Regions from separate parts of the Homo sapiens genome. Here region 2 is linked to region 1. Evidence: chromatin loops called from intact Hi-C (ENCODE). Cell type or tissue: ascending aorta. All regions are shown on one strand.

Evidence for each region. A loop is a pair of places that touch in the nucleus more often than their neighbours do. Peaks named below come from ENCODE experiments on the same cell type or tissue, not always from the same donor. Only the 100,000 strongest peaks of a DNase experiment are listed, where the experiment ranks them.
Region 2: it touches region 1 in a loop (2.0-fold over the local background); 12 of 110 quality-filtered maps call a loop at or near these places.

What each region holds. Positions count from the first base shown.
Region 1 is chr9:92,504,812-92,512,811 of GRCh38, forward strand. All of the region lies in intron 5 of CENPP (centromere protein P), which reads left to right. ECM2 (extracellular matrix protein 2) reads right to left here. Exons shown (of 10, transcript NM_001393.4): 5 at 7,200-7,315; 6 at 5,088-5,223; 7 at 722-879. Among named protein-coding and RNA genes, the nearest start is that of MIR4670, 19 kb to the right of the region's middle. In ascending aorta, a CTCF peak has its summit at 3,389; a DNase peak (open chromatin) is centred at 1,720; H3K27ac peaks cover 6,162 bases.
Region 2 is chr9:92,596,287-92,604,286 of GRCh38, forward strand. All of the region lies in intron 5 of CENPP (centromere protein P), which reads left to right. Among named protein-coding and RNA genes, the nearest start is that of ECM2, 64 kb to the left of the region's middle. In ascending aorta, no CTCF peak of the experiment used is centred here; a DNase peak (open chromatin) is centred at 4,764; H3K4me3 peaks cover 658 bases; H3K27ac peaks cover 4,630 bases.

The sequences.
Region 1 (8,000 bases):
TACTGGCGTGAGCCACTGCACGGTCCACCTCAGTGTTTTTAACGCAGGAAATGAGGGGTGTTGACATTCATCAGCCAAAGACCCCCAGGAGCACATCCTGCAGCAAGGAGACCACACATCTGGGGACCTGTGGGGCATCTCTAGAGGATAATGAAGCAAGGCTGGGGTTTGGGGCCTGGAGTTAGTCACAGGACAGTTTTGGTAGGAACTGGGTGAAAACTTGTAAGCTACAGAGTTGCTGAAACAGTCAGAGGCCTTCTTTGTACAACACTTGTATCCATGCAAGTTACTGTTAGGTCAGAGTGTCTGTGGTTTTGCCTGGAATTTGTGAGTGGACACTCTGTTACGGTTAATACCTGTTTGAGCTTCTGTGATAAGCGTCACATTTCTAGATTGGGGCAGTTTACACTGTCTTGAGAGTCAGAGTACCTCATGGAAGTTGTGGTTTCATTTAAATTCTCAATTCATTTCTCCCATTTCCCCCAAGAGCTATCAGAAGTACCATTTTTCACTGTATCAGGTGTCTCTACTAGTAATTATAATTTCGATTCAGAATTTTGTATTGCTTGAAGAAAAAACAATGCTTAAATTACAGGAAATTCTGTATACAGCATGAAACTAGAGTTTAATTTACATCACAATAGTCTTAAAATATATTTTGTTGTAGTGTACCATATTTCAAATATAATACATTTAAAACACTAAAAAAATATATTGTTACCTCAATAGAACCAGGAAGACCCTGCGGTATAATTCTAAATTTATTTTTTCCCAGACGCAAGTAGGCTAGGCTCTTCAAAGGTTTGAAAGCTAAAGGATTGACATTGGCTTCACTGAGATTGTTTCCTTCCAATTCTAAGGTGACCAACTGATTTAAGTCTATAAAAAATAAAAGTATTAGAATATTAGGATAATTGAAAAACCATGCAAATTTTTGTAGCCTTTTGAAATGTCATGTGAAATGGCCGGTTTATTTGGAGGGCAAATACAGTTTTTTTTAAACCTTTGTATCCTCCTATAAAACCTTTTCTTAAGTACTTTGTACATCCCAGATGCTCAATTCAACCAGAACTAAATGCATGGTCCAGTAGTGAGGCAGACCTGAAAAAAATCATTGAAATGCTAGGTGCTAACAATATGTGTAAGGAACAGAAGCAAGAGAGAAGAGAGGGAGGGAGATAGGAAAGAGAGGCAGAGGAGTTTCCATAGAAATTGTGGTGGCTGAACAGGGATTTGGAATTCAGGTAGGAAAGGAATAGAAAGTTGTGGACAGTCATTGGAAACATTGCAAAGACATAGATGTATGAAGTGGCAGCATAATAGGCAATGGGGTGGGTAGAAGTTTAATGCAATGAATGATTTCTTTTTCTAGGACACAGAAAAGAACACTTTCCCTGGCTCACCCTCAGTCTCTGAACAAGGGAGTCAGAAGTAAACCAGAACAGTGAATTCCCATCATAGTTACTCACTTGTTGGCACAGAGTGCAGCCAAATGGAAGCTTTGAAAGAATGATGATCAAAAATTCTCCATGCATTCAGATTGAACTAGCAAGAAAGGCCTTTATACAAACAAATTTTTTCTACTTTGTTTCTACTAGTCTCAGGAGTGGTATGATCCAGGTCAAATGGAAGTTCTGTGCTGCAAAATGGACAGCTCAGCAATGATAATACCCAAAGGCATCTGAGTCAGAGGCTCAGGGTGTGGCCAAAATTCCCAGATTAGGGGATGTTTTCTATTCAACCCCCTTCATGGGCATTGCACCGAATGCCATGTGGGACTCCGTTCTGCTCTTAGGCAACAGCAAAGACGGTTGCATCAGGAATAGAAATAATAAATGCTGGAAGATTAAAAGAAGAAAAAGCAGTGTAGATGTGAGTGGTATGAAAGTGCCAGGCTCCTACAGACAGAAAGATTTAGATAGAAGTAGGAGGAACTTCCAAGCTGAAATAGCCAGCTGAGCACATGTAGGTGAAAGACCATGTGGGTTTGCTCAGGGAGAGAGGAGACTAGCCCTGGAGTGGCTGTGCACAGTGGAGTGAAGGTTGGTGCTCAGAGAGAAGTACACTGGGAGGGCCTTTTTTTACATTTTTTAAATTTTATTTTATTTTATTTAGAGACAGAGTCTTGCTCTGTCACCCAGGCTGGAGTGCAATAGCGTGGTCTTGGCTCACTGCAACCTCCGCCTCCCGGGTTCAAGCAATTCTCCTGCCTCAGCCTCCCGAGTATCTGGCATTGCAGGCCCCCACCACCACACTCAGCTAATTCTGGGAGGGCCTTTGCACCCTGGACAACAACGTCTGGCTCTCATTCTCTAGGCAGCAAGATGGGGATGGCAGGACAAGGGCCACATTTTACAAAGGTTAACCTGGTGGTGGTGCTCAGGATTAATGGAAGTGCTGAGCAACAGGAAGTAGCCAGGCCAGCCAGTAAATTGGGATAAGTGGTTATATTTCCTCATATTCTCTTTCATTTCCAAAACTAAAGGTACTGAGAATCTGACATCTTTCTCTAGTACATAGGTGAAGTTTTGAAATGCAGTGGAAGTTTTTCATTGAAAAATAGATAACAGAAATGAACTAGTGGCCATTACATGACTGAGAGAAAAAGAGAGAAACAGTGCAAATTCAGGACACTGTGTTTTCTTTTGCAATTATTCTCTGGTATATATAGGAAATAGGAGGTAACAGGAAATAGGATGGAGCTAGAGAACGTTTCTTGTAGGTGAGACTTGAGGTGGATGTTGAAAGGATTCATGGACAGGAAACAGGAAGTCTTCCATGGTGGGTGGTACCATGACAGGCTGTGGACATGGCAGGTGCCTCGATGTTCCTGGCAGGCAGCATCACATGGTCATCCACTAGAGCAGCCTCCAGGGCTCCTGATTTAGTTGTTTCAGTCATTAGTGACAACAAAAATGCTTTTAAAGCGTGCCTGGTTTTCCTCAGCTGTCCCTCCCTCCACCTTTCACACCTCTCTCTCAATTGTAAGTCCTTCCCTTTCTCCATAACACGTGTGCACATCTCAGGTGGACTCTGCTCCTCCTGCAGGTAAATTCCCTGCCCTTCAGCAAGGTGTGTGCAGCCCCTTGTGCTGCTCTTTGCTTGCCTTTCACCTTCACCGTGCCTGCTTGCAGCTCCCACAGTATCCCAAATTGTCTCATTTATTTGCATCTTTGTGCTGTTTTCTCTCCCTGGAGTGCCCTCCTTCCCCCTCTCTGGAGCTATAATCTGAAAGGTCATGAGTGAGGAGCCACCCCAAGAGAGATGACGGGAGAGCAGTGGGCCACCTGCTTCCACACAGAAGCAGGGTGCCCTCACAGCACTCCTGGCAGCCAGCCTGACCATCCACAGCATCAGGACTCCCAGCCAGGGGGAGCCCAGCACCCGAGGGGCCAGTACTGCAGTAGCTCTTAGAACTCAGCCCACCCAGGGAGTGCAGCCGGGGGTATCTGAGCCGGAGGACAGAAGCACTGCCGGCATGGGGCCGAGGCTCCTCGGGTGCTCGGACTGTGGAGAAAGGTGGGCTAAGAAAGGCAGGCAGACAGCCCGTTCACCCTGGCTTCCTGTCAACACTCTGGGAATCTAGAAGCATTTGTGAGTGAGGGAGGAGAAGAGTACTCTGGAAGGCAGTTCCAGGGGTGTGTGAAAGCACGTTCACAATCAGGAGTGCATGTTTTATAACATCTCATTTTGATAACCCAACTAAAAGTGTGACTGACTTATAGTTCATATACAGCCTGTTAGTACAGTTGTTCTAAATTGCTGACACCCTTTGGTCTTCAGCAGTTAGAAACTGAATTTTCTAATGTCTTTCCCATTTGGCAGTCTGCATCAAAATTTGTGTTTATTAATGTTTTTCTGTGTGTCCTGAAATCCATCTGGAAATTGAGTATTTCCATAACTAATCCTCAGATTTGGCAATTCTCATTATTATTGTTCTTTTCTCAATACCAGAAGTGTTTTGTTCCTGTGAAGTTTTTTGGGAGCTACAGGAAATAATTGAATTGTTTTATTCCTTTAAAGGCTTTGTTTAATAAATAACATAATAAATAAAAACATAATATGTTTCAAAGCAAGGAAACAGACAGTGTTGAGCACTGTACCTCAAGAGCTATGCTAGACTATTAGGAAGATAAAAAGAAAAGGTAGGCAGTCCTTGTCTCAAAAAAGTACACAGTACAATCAAAGGCATTAGCTAGAATTCATGAAAAGTAAAATGTGATAAAGCCTCTTCTATACAGAGTCACAATATGACAACTTCAGCTGTCTAGCACAGTCCCGAAACAAGCAGAAGAGGGGCCATTTCCAGCAATGTCGAGTGCACAGAACATGGGGCACGCTCACTAAAGGCTGTCAGAAAGCTAGGCCATGGTGGGAGCCTTGCATCCACATGCCGTGGGGTGTGGAGTTAGCAGGACTTCAGTGACATATGAGTACAGAAGTTCCAGCCCAAGCCCTCTCAGGCAGAAAATTGCCAAAGTCAAAGTTAATACCATGAAGAGCATGTGCTTTCTTTGTAGGACAGCATCTCAGCCGCATATGCAGTGCCCATTTATTCATATTCCATGCATAATTCCCATGTGCTTAGTTTTGTTTTTAGGTTCCAACACATGATAAATGAAAATAGCAAGGTGTATGGAGGCAGCAAGAGTTGTGGGTGGGGTCTGTTGACCATCAGAGTGATAAAGGAGATCCAATCAACAAACATGGCACTGGTTAGTCGCTACAAAGAACCGACAAAATTGTCGATCCATAACACAAAACACATGGCAGTGCAGGGAATATTTAGCGTAATTCTTCAGATATTTTGGATTTGTAGTAAATTTATTGCCTTGTGAATAATAAGAACCTGGAATCATTGAGAAACAATGTTATTCATGGGTAAGGTACAAAGACAATAGGCAGTTTAAAATTCATTTTACGTTTTACCAGTCAATAGTTAAAAGAAGTTTTATCAACTCAAATGGTTAAGTGACCTAAAAATATTTACTATTTATTCATTTGGCAATACAGTAAATAAAATTTCTACAGGACTATATAGGAAAGATTATAAGGAAGCATATCATTGAAAAACAAATATTAAATACCTGATAAACTTTCTTCATCGATAGCCTGAAGATTGTTCTCATTGACTTTAAGTTCTTCTAATGTAGATGGCAATTGTGAAGGAATCTGTATCAAATTATTTCCATCCATATTCAAACGCATTAACTTCTTCAGAAGCTTAAAAAGCAAATCTCAAAGTTACTTTTTTATCTAGTCACAGCTGTGCAGTCACATTTCATATAATGGTCGTGACTAAAAGTCTCACAAACCTATCCTTCCTTAGGCTTAGACAGTAATGTCCAGGCCACACAGCAAACCCCTTATTCCCCCTGCCAGGTTGATATTGATCCTGGTAATAGCATTGATTCTCAGGGATTTTCAGCAGACTACATTTGATTATTTTGTAGCTTACTCACCACGTTTATATTGCAGCTTTAGAAAGTGAGAGAAAGCTGCCATAACTACTGGATTGGTCATTCTTGCTAGATCTTAGGTTTCCACCTTTACAGCAATAGACAGAAATTTTATGAAATCATGCAGTAATCTGAAGCTGTCATGGATGCTAACAATTAAGATAGCAATCAATCCTTTAAACATACTTGTAAACCTCAGTTTTTTATCTACTCCAGAAAGGTCATAAAATAACACTAATTACTGTGGAAATTTTTCAAAACCAAGGACTACAGATATCACAAGCCATTCCAATATGGCATCCAGTTGACTGTCTGGAAAAGTGTCTTTTTCACATTTGTAGTTGTGTGTTCATTGGTCAAACCTAGCCTGTACCCCCACAAGTGGGGACCTGTGGTTGGGTAGGTTTTAGTAAAGTCCCATGGAATGATTCACTTCTCCAGTGATCATATTCAAATTTCAACAGTTTCGGAATGGGACAGAGAATTCCAAAGCAAGAAAAGGAGGTAATCTCTTACAAATTTTTCTCTTGGACAAATAGGAAAAGGACCCCCTAATGCTAGCCATTTTCTAGAAGAAGGATGGATAGCATGAAGTAGATCTAGGGTGTGAATGTAGAACCCTTTTATCTGCCAGACTCCAGATAAGAAACAGGAAATGAGAATAGAAGAGACCAGTGATTTGTCTGAAGAGTGGGTGGAAGACCCAGAAGACTGCCCAAGGGAGTAACAGTTTCACTTAGTGGAATATAGTGTGCTTTATTTTTGGCTTTTCAAACATACACATTTATGAGTTTTTGTTTACAAACATAAACCCCTTTTCTCTTGGCTCTGAAATTCCTTGAATTCTCTCTTCTTTTCTCCTTTTTGTTGTTTGAGACAGGGTCTTCCTCTGTCGCCCAGGCTGGAGTGCAATGGCGCGATCTCGGCTCACTGCAACCTCCGCCTCCCGAATTCAAGCGATTCTCCTGCCTCAGCCTCCCGAGTAGCTGGGACTACAGGTGCATGCCACCACGCTCGGCTAATTTTTTGTATTTTTAGTAGAGACGGGGTTTCACCATGTTGGCCAGGCTGGTCTCAAACTCCTGACCTCATGATCCGCCCATCTTGGCCTCCCAAAGTGCCGGGATTACAGGCATGAGCCACTGTGCCTGGCCTGTTTTTTTTTTTTTTTAAATATATAATTAGTCCAATCTGTATCTTTCAAAGGTTTACTCTGTGCTGTTTCCTGTTCTCTCTCTTTCCCTCTTCTTCCCCAAGCTATCCCTAATTTTTATATGAGCCTATTTGTTTTTCCAGAACCCCCTTCTGCCAAAGTATCCTCCATCAGGTTTTGTTGATTGCACACACAAAAAAAGGAAGCAGTGTCTTGCTGGCCTGAAAAATGTTAACAGAGGTTCCAGATAGGCTCAATTTGTTTCCAGAAAATACTTCAGATGCTAAAAGACCAGATTTTAGCATGTTTTCAGTTACTTGGGAAGAAACTACTCCATAAATTAAAATCATTACTTTTGTCACTGATGCTATTGTTGGTGTCCTTACAGCAAAGCTAAAAGTATGTAAAATAGTAAACTATATTCAAGGGAAAACTTGAATTCAAATTAGGGACATCAGAGAGGAAACTTTCTTAGAAGAAGACTACCAATTAGAAGCATTTTCCTTTTCCTCCCTTCCCCATCTCCAACCAATGCAAGTCATAGTGAAGCCATTCATCCAAATAGACAAATCAGAGCATGTATTTACCTTGAATGCTTTTGGACCTATGCCTGAAGAAGTGATATTATTTTTACTCAGATCAAGCCTTTCCAAATTTGGTAATCCATTAAATGCTTCATCTGGGATGGAGGCGATGGAATTGCCTAGGACACACAGCGGTTATGTTTTAGGCATGTGTGCATATACATACATGTACACACATGTATGGGCATGTGTGCATAGATATCAAGAGAGAGCTTTGTCTGGAGGAGAAAGCAATACTCAGAACAAGGACAGAATATATATTATATAACCAAAGCATGTTCAGAAAAGTAACAAGCTGGAAATAGATGGTTTAACATAGTTGACATTTTCTCTCTAAGGATTCATCAAGCTGTAAATATATCATGGTTTAGATGAAGGTGCTTAACACAGCCAGAATGTGGTCTGCTGGAGAGTACTGGTAACATTGTACATTTACAACAAAGGTGTGGAAGGTTACACAGAAACTGATTTTTATTCTTCATATTTTCCCATAGCCATTTTCCTGGACTAGAAACATGCCTCTGTTTTTGTCCATGAATGCTCATGCCAATCACTCACCTCCTCTGAGCCTGTCTCCATCTCTGCATAAGAAGCTTGGGGAGATCATCTCCCAGACTCTCTCAGATCTAATGTTATGCCTCTACGGCTTCAATCTACAAAGGTTCCTGTATGCTTTAATTTTATAGGTTTTTGTTTTAACATTTAGTTAAGTTCAGTAGTCAATTTTTAAACCCGGAAAGTGAGCATACCAGTAGTACATACCATAAAAGCCACGTGGTGACCTTCTTATAAAACCATAACAGT
Region 2 (8,000 bases), 91 kb after region 1:
CCATGTCTAATTTTTAAAAATTTTTGTAGAAATGGGGTCTCACTATGTTGCCCAGACCGGTTAGTTTTTAAAAGACATAAATGCACAGATAAATAGGTAGGGCCAAGCCAAGCCCTGGAGTTCAAGGCCAGCCTAGGCAACATAGTAAGACCCTGTGTCAAAAAAAAAAAAAAAAAAAAAAAAAGAAAGAATAGAAAAATAGGTGGGAAGAAGGCAGCAATACAATATTGGAAGCTAGAAAGTGTGGTATTTGATTAAAACGAGAGAAAGCCTTGAGGAAGGCTGATGTGTTTTATAGAATTCCAATTTGCTCAGAAATGGGAGGCATCAAGTACATTGGAAAGTAGGGACAGGATGGAGAAGAGTTAGTCGGAAGTCCATACGGGAGGCAGAAAGGCTCTCCTACACCCCGACTTCTGTCCCCGCCATGACAGCAGCCATCTATTAATAAAAAAAACGATGATAAGAGCCAGAGAGGTTCTGGACTCTGGGCCCCACTGTGGCTTTTTTTTTATAACCTTCCTCTATAATACTTCCTCTAAGTATTTTTAATAAAAAATGAGGCATAGGAAGTTTCCTTTACTAGATCAGGGCTCTTCAAGGTTGAGACTTGGCTATATTCATGTCTAGCACTAGATTGGGAAAAAGTGAGCAAATTTTTAGGGGCAATTATGTTTCCCAACAAAAATGTTTTTTCTGCTACCATCAAAGTCAGTTGCCAGCACTGAATTATGCTGCTACAAATTGATTGTGATAAAACTTGACCTGTATACTGCAACTATATTTGAGCTTAGAGATGTTATCTAGTAGAATGTTTATAAGCTTAGGTTTTGGAATCTGTTTCCCTTAGGTTTTAATCAATTTACTAGTTGTGTAATCTTAAGCAAGTTATGTTAATTATTCTGAGCCTTAGTTTCATTAAAATGAGCAATATACCGCAGATTTCATATGACCACTGTGAGGATTGAATGAGCTATAGTGCAAGTCGACTGCACAGGGCCTGCAAGAATGAAGGGCTCCAAACGGGGTGGGGACAGGAGTGGGAGTGATTTGTCTTGTGAAAAAGAACCTGAAGACCTCAAGAACGCCTGCCAATCTCAGAATCTCCCTTATTCTGTGAAAAAGTTTAAATGGGATCATAACTTTAAATTATAATTAGTTTCAATGTTTTTAGACAGCATTACTTTGAGATTTATGAAATAATGAGAGTTTAAACCTTAATGATAAAATTTTCTGTGTATATCTGGAATATTACTTTCATTATCTGTTATAATTACATATGAATAATTACATAAAGAGAAAATTGTGGAATTATCTCTAAAGAGTTTCTAGTATTTACTGTTACATTGATATGTGTGTGTATATTTAGCTTCTTCATTATCATTTCTGACTATTTTAAAATAAACCAACTTGGCTCACATTTTCACATTAGTGGTCTAGGAGGGAAGTGAATTCCTTTTCAAAGCTTAAAATTACTACATGATTAACTTTCAGTGATAATCTTAAAAAAGAACTACTGCTAGGACTTACATTCCAATCTGAAGCATTCTCTGTTTTCTCTAGTAATCTTAATGGGAAGTCAGTTTTTTATGGGTACATTTGCCTTTAGAGTGATTGCAGGGTGCATGTTTCTAAGGTGTATAAATTACTGACTTTGCTTGAGTAATTTTCCCCTTTCCATTCTAAAGTGGGAAAGTATAGAAAAATCATATTTGTAACTTTTATTCATTTTTAGGATTCCCATATCCGTTTGTTCCTTCTTTTAGTTCCATTTTCTAGACAAAGTGTTTGTGGCCAAACGTTCACATCATGATCTCTCCCAGCACCAATTCTGATTTCCCAAAAAGTGCTAAGGTTTGTTTTCAAACTGGTTTGAGGTGTTCTTTGGGGGTGTGGGTTTTGTGAGTCACAGGGCTCCTCTCTGTCTGGGCTGGCCAAGGGCAGGGGCCAGCTCTCACCCCCCACTGCCATGGGTCCCTCTGAGAAGGAGTGAAGGAGGGGAGAAGGTGGGCATGTGAGGGCGAGTTGGCCTCATCCCCACAACCCCAGCACAGTAGTCCTTGCTCCTCTGAGCTTTCTATAATCACCCTAGCAAAGGGACAGTGATTTCCAGTGAGAAAACCCTCCACAGAGTATCGGGAGTAGTGGGAATCTACTAGAGGATGTGTCAGGAGGGAGAAATTACATGGGGAAATAACTTGTCTTCATTTTCTCTGGGGTTGTGATGTGACATCACATGGGCAGAGGCAGCACTGGGTCTCACCCTGCACTGTGTGCACAAGGGTCCAGTTGGAACAAGGTCAGGAGGCAGGGCATCTCACTGGCCTGTCCACATGGCCAGCTCGGAACACACTGTTTCCTGTCTCCTGAGACAGAAATTTGTATGAGAAGCAAAGATTACAAAGATTACAGATAAATGAAATTTAAATATTCAGTTATAAAACAAATAACTGAAGGGGTTTTTTTTTTTTTTGAGGAATTTTTCCAGCTTAACAGAATTAAAATGAACTATGATGAAACATGGCAAAAACTACAAGGAGGCCAGGCGCAGTGGCTCACACCTGTAATCCCAGCACTTTGGCAGGCCGAGGCAGGTGCATCACTTGAGCTCAGGAGTTCGAGATCAGCCTGGCCAAAATAGTGAAACCCCATCTCTACTAAAAATTAGCCAGGCATTGTGGTATGCACCTGTAATCCCAGCTACTAGGGAGGCTGAGGCAGGAGAATCACTGGAACCCCAGAGGCGGAGGTTGCAGTGAACTGAGATCGCACCACTGCACTCCAGCCTGGGATGGAGTGAATTCCACACCCAGAGTAAGACTCTGTGTCAAAAAAAAAAAGGAAGTGGAAATATGGTTGAGAATAAAGGGATTTCTGTTGGAATTTCATCCCTAGGGGTTTGAAAACCATTTTACTATTCAGAAGCACAGAAATGGCCCAAACCAGGCCCTGAAAGGAGCCCAGGAAACAAAAAGGGTGAAAAGAAAAAGAAAAAAGTCCATCTTAGGCTTAGGGGCTAAGGTCACACAGGACAGACCTCCCCGTCCGACACCAGCCCCTGGCTAGACTATCACTGTGCCATACGGGAGGGATTGTGTGGTCAGTAGTTTTTGTTTTGTTTTGTTTGTTTTTGTTTTTGTTTTTGTTTGAGACAGAGTATCCCTCTGTCACCCAGGCTGGAATGCAGTGGTGCGATCTCGGCTCACTGCAACCTCTGCCTTCCAGGGTCAAGTGATTCTCCTACCTCAACCTCCTGAATAGCTGGGACTACAGGCTCCCACCACCACGCCTGGCTAATTTTTGTATTTTTAGTACAGACGGGGTTTCACCATGTTGGCCAGGCTGGTCTTGAACTCCTGACCTGACGTGGTCCACCTGCCTCGGCCTCCCAGAGTGCTGGGATTACAGGCGTGAGCCACTGCGCCTGGCCCAGTGGTTGTTTTTTTAATCTGCTTTCCTCCTGTTTCTCAGAGTCACTTCCCAAGAGAAAGCACTATTAAAAGTATGGTGTAGCTCCCACTAGATGTTTCTCCATTTACGAGACATGGTCAGATTACTTTCCCCCTAGGCTGTGGCCTCCTCCAGCCTCTCTTTTGGTTTATCTGTGTCTCATGAACATCCAAACTGCCTGGAGCTCCACAGGCTTCCCTGGGGGACCAGTGGGACCCACCTCCCCTGGTCTTTCCTGGTCCGTGTCTTCTGCAAAGGGCCAAGGAGTAACTGTTTTAAGCTTTGCAGCCATGTAGTCTGCTCAGTCACTAAGTTCAGCACAAAAGCAGCCACAGACTGTATATACCTAAGTGAGGGTGGCTGTGTGCCAATCAAACTTTATTACAGACACTGAAGTCTGAAGTTTGCATTTAATGTAATTTTCACATGTCACGAAATCTTTGGAGTTCTTTTCAACCATGTTTAGCTTGAGGTTCCATACAAGAACAGAAGGGCGTGGGATCTGGCTTCTGGCCTGTCATTTGCTGTCTCCTGCCCTGGCTCTCTTCCTGTCCATACAGGCCCATTATTCATGCTTGCATTTGCTGTTTGTTTATTAAAATTCCCCAGCTCTTCGTTTTAAAAATGCCATTGGGATATATTTCCAGTAGAGTGGGTCTCTTTCAACTCTGGGTTTCCCTGGTTCTTCCCAAGTCTGTACAAACAAGAAAAGTTGGGTCAAGGGAGGATGGAGGCTCCCAGCTGGTCTGTTCTGCAAAGGTCTGGAGATGAGGTAAGTGCTGAGGGCTGGGCCACCCCACTGGGGCTGGGGCACATGGAGAATGTTTGGCACAAGCCCTTGCGAGGGTTCTGGGGCATCAGTCACTACCAGAAAGACAGCGCAAGTCATGCCCTGGTCGGCCATCCCTTCTGGTGGGGGTTGTGTTTTTGCTCCTGTGGCAAAGTGCTGCAATGACATTCCAGCTCTCCCAGGTTTATGCCCCACCATGGGTTTGGAATAGAGAGGCTTTTCTGGTTGTTTGTTTTACTAAGCAACATTTAGGACACATTTTTTAACTCCCTGTGGACAAGCAATCCTTCTAACAGAGCTCCTCAGCTGTTCCCAGTTATTTTTGTGGATGGTCTTGTGGATGGTGCAGGTCCCCTGAGGGGTCCTTCCTGGACACCCATGTTCATCCACTGAGGGCGACTGATCTCTGACTTCCGTCCCCACACAGGGTCAGACAAGTGGGTCTGATGCCTCCTGAGCCAGCAAGTTGCTGTGCTCCCTTGTTTTTTACCAACCAGACGACTCTTAGGGGCAGACGTGTGTGTCGCTAGGTCTGTGTTTGCGTGTCCGAGCCTCAGGACCACGTCCAGGAAAGTTAGGCTAATATGGTTTACAGGAGGCAATTCAGCAGCATAGCCACTGCATTCCTTTCTGCTTGTATCACTACATGGACGTATTTACTTCAAAAACACAAATAGAGTCTAGAAAAACTGGTTAAAAATCCACACAATTAGACTTGGAGATACAGTCTTTCCATCCTGTATGTAATCAAAAGATTTAAAAGTCAGGCACCTTTTGTCCAGCCTTGTAGCCTGGGGATTTCTGTTAACATTTCAGTCGGACGCTGTGTCAGTGAGGGACTCTCTTCTGCTAGGTGTGCCAATCAGGAAATTTCCAAAGGGAGCTTCTGGTGCTGCCGGCGGTTAGTTGTTACTTCAAATGATTGTGATGATACAAAGTGCTCGAATATCCAGTCCTTTCCATGTTAGAGCTCTTGAGAATCTGAAAACCCCATCTCGCCTCCCCCGTGGGGGTACCAGCCCTCATTTAAACGCCACGCTGTGACCAAAAGGACAGAGGTGCCTGGCCTGGTATTAGGCCCGGGAAAGTCTCAGTGTCAGATAAATGACTGCGTTGTGTCAGCTCCATGTCACGCTCCATGTGCCCACAGAGGAGTGGGCTGGGAGGGGACAGCAGGCACTCTTGGGAGACTGTAAATCGGCTGATCAAACAAGGGGATACACTGAGGGTGAAGGGACACAGTCTCTCCCCAACAGCAAAGCGACTGACAGATGTCAAAAGAGCTAGACTGAGGTGTCTGGGAGAGCTCGTGCCTGCGTGTTTTGAATATGGGTGTGCACAGACAGGGGTGGAAGTGGCTGCAAGTGGCTCATGCACCTGCACACACCAGTGTGTCCTTCCTAGCTCTTTCCACTGACAGGCCCTAGAAGTAATGAAGCTCCAGGAGCAACGAGCCCAGGTCCTGGTTTGTAAATACTGTCAGCTCCTTTGATTCTAGAGCTGGGCAGGGAAGTACAAAATGAGCCTAGAACAGCTGATGATGCCAGAGAGTAGGAAGACCTCAAAGAATGGTGGGGCTGTGTCAGAAGAACCAGGAGCAGTTTACAGGAGCTCATACTGGCCAGACCTGGGGGCTTGAGCATCACGACCAATAGTGATCTTAAACAGGTTACAGCCTATGGAATAAACAAGTGACTGAGTGGATACTGATACAAATGAATAAGGGAAAAGGAGAAGCTCTTTCTGCTGGTAGAAAGCCAACAGATGCGGGAGGAATGATGGAAACGGAAAGCCACCTTTTGGGACCCTCACTGTCGTTGGTGTTGCCATGAGCCATCATAGGGTCTCAGACTCAGGAGTGGACAGTGGTCTCAGGACATCCCATGGAGCACAGTGGTGGGGCCGCGTCTGAGGCACACAGGCAGCATTTCCATGGGGCTCCAAACCTGGCATCAACTCAGCATGGATATGCAGCGTTAGGCCCAGATTCAGCAATCTGTGGTGCCAGCAGCTGCACCCAGGCTGTCAAGACCAGCCATGCTGGGGCCTGAGGGGACAAGGAAGGAGAGACGCAGTTGGGACAGCTGGGGACATCTGAAGGGGCACGTTCTGGTTTGGAGAAGTATGTTTTGGTCACATAGGAGATCTGCTCAATTGGGGAAAAACCCTGTGTGTGTCCAGGGGCGAGGGGTACCATGTCTCAGCATGGCGCAACACAGAGGGAGGTGACAGGCGGTGTGAACAGGCGGCAGCTTCTCATTCTCCTCGTATACTGTTTCTGTAAATTCAAAATTACATTCAAATTAAACTTTTTTTTTTTTTGGCGCAATTTCGGCTCACTGCAACCTCTGACTCCCTGGTTCAAGTGATTCTCCTGCCTCAACCTCCCGAGTAGCTGGGATTACAGATGGGCGCCACCACGCCCAGCTAATTTTTGTATTTTTAGTAGAGAAGGGGTTTCACCATGTTGGATAGGGTGGTCTCGATCTCTTGACCTCGTGATCCGCTCGCCTTGGCCTCCCAAAGTGCTGGGATTACAGGCATAAGCCACCACACCCAGCCTCAAATTAAACTGTAAAAACACGACTGAGGCTCAGAGAGTTTAAAAGGGATTTCTCAAAGTCATATAGCCAATCAACAGCTAAGTGGGCTGAGGTGGGACAAAGGCCCCTTGTCCCAGGCAGGGCAGTTGTGCAGGCCCCAGGGCCCCGGCAGTACCTGTTCACTCGGTAATGGTTTGATTGTCTAACACACATAAGATCATACGCATGGTAATGTGTGAAGAACCTAGACCAGTGTCTGGCACAGAGGTGCCTTTGTATTTGTCAGTTTTCTTTCTGAAATGAGGGCAGATCATTGTTCTTCCCAGTGCTCCTGCTGTAGGCATTTCTAAACCTTTCTGAAGTTTATCATACTTCTCTCAGAAGTCTTGTGCGTGGAGAGCAGGGGTGTGGTGGTACACTCACCAAGACACCCACAGTGCCAAGTCCAACAGACATGTCTCTGCTACTTTCACCAGATGCTGCAGGAGCTGTTGCCCACTCCCTCCTCAGCGATCCCTGTGCACTTCCCCACCTTCCTGCCTACACTCAGCTCTGATCACCCCCGACACACCTCTCCTGCCTTACCTCACAAAAAGTACCTCATCTGCACCCCTGCCCTGGAGGTCAGAAACTCTCCACACCCCACATCCAGCAAGCCCTGATGCCACACCCCCAGAGCACATCCACGTCACTCCAGTGTCACTCAGCCATGGTCCCCCTGCTTTCTCCCACATCTTGCCCACCTCCCCAGTCCACTCTCCATGCAGCAATCAGTGTGATCCTTTCCAAATGACATCAGGTGGGGTTCTGGGGACCAGTCTGTGTGTTCTGGCCCTGCCCTGCTCCGAACTTCATCCTTGCCCTTCTCCCCACCACCAGCAGGTGGTAATGGGGCTGATGTGCATTCTTAAAGAATCACTTGCTGCTCCCAGTTTTGGCGCTCTTACTAATGATCGTTTGCATGCAGTTTTTTTGTATGGACATGTTTTCCTTTCTCTTGGGTAAATATGTAGGAGAGGGATTGCTGGATCACGTAGTAAGTGTGTTCAATGTGGTAAGAAGCTGCCAAACTTATCCAATTCCTAGCAGCAGTGTATGTTAGTTCCAGTTGTTCCACATCTTCACCAGAACTTAGTATTGTTCTCTTTTTTATTTTAGCCATTCTGATGGGTATGTTGTGGCATCACCGTGTGGTTTTAATTTGCAATTCCCTAATG